Linked DNA regions of Homo sapiens: region 1 is linked to region 2. A link is a contact called in ENCODE Hi-C or POLR2A ChIA-PET data. All regions are on one chromosome and are shown on one strand. Each heading gives the region's core, a stretch centred on a gene start or an enhancer-like site at or near the end of the contact. The rest is flanking DNA. Distances are from core to core; before and after follow the strand shown. Region 1 overlaps SYT1 (synaptotagmin 1). Region 2 has its middle 160 kb from the start of SYT1.

Region 1 (2,700 bases), core at 22-2,521, 180 kb after region 2:
AGATTTTGTGACCTCTAAGTACATTAAGATAGCAGTGGAAAGCTCAGAAATACATTCCTATCCATTTTTTATAAGAAATGGAGTTTAACTTCCCTCATACTTGGTAGGGCTTATCATAACACTAATTTTTTTAACATGTTATATGTACTTCCTCAGCCACTTTGCCAGCTAATTTATTATCCTGGGGCAAGTAAATAAAAGTTGGGCTAACTTCAAGGCATCTAGGAAAATAGCAGAAAAATATCTTTTTATTTTTTTCTATGATTGAAAGACTAATGCATTCACAAACGTCAGAGAATGAGAAGCATTAAGGGTTCATGAATATAGAGTGAGTGCAATTGGTTCTAAAAGCTATCCTCCTCAAAATTCCTGGATTGGTATTGCTTTTCAAGTAAGTTATTTTGAGACAAAATGGTTTTGCTTTTCAATATTTACATTTAATTTCATTTTAAACAAAAACAGATTGATACCAACATTCACAGGGATACCTACTGTGCTGAAGGCTGATTTTGACAGTTGTAAGATAATACATGCAATTCTTTGAAATTAATCATCACCTAAATGTTGCTTATTATAGACAAATACATAGCAACAAATTTAGAATTAAAAGATGTTTGTAACCATATGCCTGTGATGATCTATATTTTAATCAGTACATACTCCTGATGTTTTTAATACACAGTCAGCAAGTATTTACCTATTGCCTGCTCTGAGATGAGCATTCAGCCACATTTGAATAATGTTTTGAAAGGTTTGGGTTGTTTTCAGGGAGAATATAAAGTAAACAGCCAAGAAAGACCCACAAAATGCTTTTGGAGAAAAGTGTATGATAGTGCGTTATTTATTGCTCAAATAAAGACAATGGATATTTAAATAAAAGCCATGGGAAATAAGCTGATACAAGCTATATGGGGTTAAGTCATTCAACACATTTTCATGATCTATATTTAGGCATGAGATTAAACTGGAAGCCCCACCAGTCAGTGTAGGATAGAGTGCCAGTTTATGTATGAAGTTTTAGAAGGAATATTTTTCTTTGAGATTAAGGAAATAATGGTATCCCATGATACTTGCACTTTCTACCTTTTACAGTAGTCCTCCTTACCCACGATTTCACTTTCTGTGGTTTCAGTTACCCATGGCCAACCATGGTCTGAAAATATTAAATGGAAAAATTCCAGAAATAAACTATTTGTATGTTTTAAAATGCATGTTGTTTTGAGTAGCATGATGAAATCTCACGCCATCCTACTCCATCCTGCCCAGGACATGAGTCATCTCTTTGTCCAGTATCTCGATGCTGTGTTATCCACCCGTTAGTCACTTAGTAGTCCTGGCAGTTGTCACACTGACTATCGGTATTACAGTGATTGTGTTCAAGTAACCCTTATTTTACTTAATAATGGCCCAAATGCACATGAGTGTGGATGCTGGCAATTCGGATATGCCAAAGAGAAGCCATAAAGTGCTTCTTCTAAGTGACAAGGTGAAAGTTCTTGACTTAGTAAGGAAAGAAGAAAGAATCATATGCTGAGATCATTAACAGCGATAGTAAGAATAAATCTATTCATGAAACTGTGAAGAAGGAAAGAGAAATCCATGCATGGTACACATAATTATTGGTACTAGGCATAGTTTCAGGAATACAGTAGGGGAGCTGGAACATATCCCCTACGGATAAGGGAGGATTTCTGTAACGTAATTGCTTTTGTATATTATCTTCCCTATTAGGACAAGAGCTCCTCATAAGTAAAGAGGATATCTCAATCATCTTTATATCCAAAATTATATATCATAAAGTTACTATTCAGTAAATATTTATTGATTGAAGTAGGTGATGACATACTAAAATATAATTTCAATATCTAGCCCTTTCTTTAGAAGAAATTGATTATTCATACTTGTTTTAAAAACCTGATTGTATTTCTCAAGTATAATATTGTTAACTTATTGAAGACAGGTTTACACTGTTAAGATTTAAATAATTAAAACCAACTAACTGAATTTTATTTCTAAAGAGGACTGCTCAAATTTTGTGCCCAAAAAACTATGATAGACAATTTAAAGTAAGAGATTTTCAAGTTATAATTAGTAGTGGAACTCATTACATGAGAAAATTAAGATGTGTCATTGGTAATAGTAATAAGGAATATAATTTTGTAGAATCACAGATATTATAATATTTTTAAATCCTTTCTTAAGAAATTGATAGTTTTTTTCAAAATCTATGATTTTGGAGGATGAGGTATTGTAGGTATTGGCTTTGTTTGTAGAAGATTACACATATAATTGTATAAAGTTAGTGTAAATGGATTGCTCATATTTCAATTCTTAGACCTCATCTTCATTTCCTCTCCTGGAAATCCTTGTGTACAATTACCCTGGTAAATGGATGGACCCATTTCAATATTTTATATTTAATTTCATTTTAAATAAAAATAGATTGACATCAACATCCCCAATGATACCACTCTGCTGAAGGATGATTTTGAAAGTTGTAAGACATTTTATGCAATCATTTAAAATTAATCATCACCTAAATGTTCCTTATTATAGTCAAATGCATAGCAACATATTTAGAATTAAAAAGATGTTTAGCACCGTGCTGGACACTTAGAAATGTCCAATAAATATTTCTATGATAGTTATTATCATCTTTTCTAATCTTGTTGGAGTTGTTCACTTTTAGGAGTGCTTCAA
Region 2 (2,748 bases), core at 202-2,701:
CTCAGAAAAATTACTTTAAAATTCAAAATGATAAATATTAGAGGTGTAGTTCAAGGCTTAGCTTTTCCAGGCAAGGAAACAACCAGTTATCATTTTAATTCATTTCTCTAAATGAGTTACTAATCTAATTTCCAAGATAAGTTACTCAAAGAATCTCTTTCACATCTTTTTATTTCTGCTTTAAATTTTTAAGTAAAAAGAGTACTGTAAAGTGATCTTTAAGCATAAAATATCTTCAAAGATAAAAAGAATGAAGGAACATTTTATTCTATCATAAGACTCATTCAACAGATATTAAATTCTCTTAGGTGAATTTTCTTTTTAGTCTTTTCAATAAATGACAGCTATTACTTGTATTTTAGAACATGTACACTTCAATACTCAAAGAAATTGCCAGCGATCTCTAAAGGTTCACTTTTTTTTTTTTTTTTTTTTTTTTTTTGAGACGGAGTCTCGCTCTGTCCCCCAGGCTGGAGTGCAGTGGCACGATCTCTGCTCAGCAACCTCCGCCTCCCAGGTTCAGGCAATTCTCCTGCCTCAGCCTCCCAAGTAGCTTGGACTAAAAGCGCAAGCCACCACGCCTGGCTAATTTTTGTACTTCACTGGAGATGGAATTTCAACGTGTTGCCCAGGCTGGTCGCGAACTCCTGAGCTGAGGCAATCCGCCCGCCTCGGCCTCCCAAAGTGCTGGGATTACAGGCGTGAGCCACCGCGCCTCGCCAGGGTCACATTTATCTTTGTGGATTAATCATGTCAGATAACCCTATTGTGAGAAGCTAAAGCCATACCCACTGGATGATTTTATTTCAATAGATTTCATTTTCTTCTTCTGACCGCCACTTTCTTTCTGGTTGCATTAGAGAAAAGCATAAAGAAGTCCCATTGTGAAGAGAAACCAGGAAAAAGCTTTGCTACAAGGCAAGAGCTAATACACTATTCTGTAGGGACTGATATTCATCTATTTTTCAATAAAAGCTAATGGTTCAATAGTCCCAATGCACCCAGCTAATCTAGAAAGAAGTTGATGCTTGGGAACAGGGATTCAATCAAGATTCATGCATAAGTGCTATTACTACATATAAAATATACTTACACCTACTTGATACATGACTAATTTAAGAACATAACCAACTGACTTTAGCCTTGGCAACATTGCATAGACATTTGAAAATGTGATGCTACTGAATATACCAGTTTGGGTAATATAGCAAATGTTTATATCTAATTAGAAAATAAATAAATAAATTTCTGACCTGGAAAGCAGCCGTGCATTCCCAAGGTCCTTTAAAAGATTGAAAATATTTAAGTGATGCCATTTAAAAATAACTCAGTGACTGCTGTTTACTATTCAGTATTCAGATATTCTAATAAAATGAAATAAGCTTCCCTATGAAAGGTATTTTTGCTGAACATTCCCAAGGGTAAGAGCAATTTCCTTTTTAGATGAGTAATGTGTTAGTTAAAGGCACGACTATGCTACGCATATCAAGATCTGTAAGCAGATAGGAATTCATGAGCAGAGAAAGAAAGCAAGTGAGAAATCAGGAGCATAAAATTCTGAGACAATTAAAGTTCTTAAATAGGTAAGAAACAGAATAGTTTCTGCATGATTAACTGCATGACTTGGGGATAGCACTGGGTAATCAGTGCAAAAATAAAAAAGTCTCCTAAAATACCTTCTCTTTACTTAATTATATACTCTTTCTTTAGATGGTTAATTTTAGTTAGCACAGAGAAATGACAATGTTAAATTGCTCACAATTGCATAAAGATATAGACATTTAAAGTGTGATTTTGATTTACCAAATACTCCTAATATAAAAGTCACATGCTATTCTTTCCATCATTTCAGCCACAATAATATCAACTTTCAATTTTATTTGGGATTTTGTTCTGCATCTAAAGGCAAAAAGTTAATTTTTAAAAGGGGTGCAATGTACTCATGATGTGTTAAATGAAACTATGTTCATGTATATTTATGTGGGGTTTATGTAAAGCACATGCATTTAATTGATATTTATTCAGTTGGCATCTTACTAACAAGTGTTTGAGTATTCTCTGGCATTTGAGTATGATTATATATATTTAATTTTTAATGGTCTACTTATGCTGAAAATATGTTAATATTGGTCTAAGCAAGTAGAAAGTGTACCATGGTGAGTTATTTCTTCTTGATATAATAGATATTATATTAAACCCTAAGAGTTGTATTACATATTGAACACTCATTGTGAAAGCTCTCTACTAGGACTTAAATTTGATCATGTGACTCTATAATCTCCTACACCTCTTCTTATTCTAATACTGTATAACTATGTGTTTGTAGTTTTGACTTATAAAGGATAGAAGTAGGCCTAGTATCTTAACCCAAGGAAGTGCTGTGCAAAAGTTTTCAGATTACCAGATTCATCTCTAGATGGCTGTGACCTTTGAGAGATTCAGAAGCATCAGCAACAATTGACAGGTTTTTTTTATTATTTAAGGTTAAAATGCATTGCTCATTGCCTGTAAAATTTAAAGAGTGAACTTTGTATTCTGTAAAAGTTTTGTTCATCTGTAAACCAGAGTGGTCTGCAAAATGGTAGCTATTTGGCTTGGAAGCATATCTTTTTATTTGTGAATCCTAGAATGAAACTAAACAACCTCACAACAGTGGACTAATAATATTTAATGTTTATTGACCACTAAATATATGCCAAGAGTTCTTCCAAATGCTCTAATATATGAACCTATGTAATCCTCACAACA

The links. Hi-C counts contacts between places; a loop is a spot of excess contacts on that map. ChIA-PET counts read pairs that join two places held with the same protein, here RNA polymerase II (POLR2A).
Region 1: a loop to region 2 is called in a map of endothelial cell of umbilical vein, with 6 times the contacts of the local background. The contact joins two enhancer-like sites. A Hi-C loop is called at or near these places in 1 of 168 maps with a recorded cell type or tissue (endothelial cell of umbilical vein). POLR2A ChIA-PET finds 5 or more read pairs at or near these places in 1 of 52 experiments (HepG2).

Annotation. Positions count from the first base shown.
Region 1 is chr12:78,885,945-78,888,644 of GRCh38, forward strand. The region is part of intron 1 of SYT1 (synaptotagmin 1); the gene reads left to right. Among named protein-coding and RNA genes, the nearest start is that of SYT1, 23 kb to the left of the region's middle. Within about 2 kb of position 1,272, at least 7 of the 41 ENCODE cell types and tissues checked have a DNase peak (open chromatin) inside an H3K27ac peak, as active enhancers do; they include endothelial cell of umbilical vein, where a contact is called at or near this core.
Region 2 is chr12:78,702,885-78,705,632 of GRCh38, forward strand. No RefSeq gene overlaps it. Among named protein-coding and RNA genes, the nearest start is that of SYT1, 160 kb to the right of the region's middle. Within about 2 kb of position 1,452, at least 5 of the 41 ENCODE cell types and tissues checked have a DNase peak (open chromatin) inside an H3K27ac peak, as active enhancers do; they include endothelial cell of umbilical vein, where a contact is called at or near this core.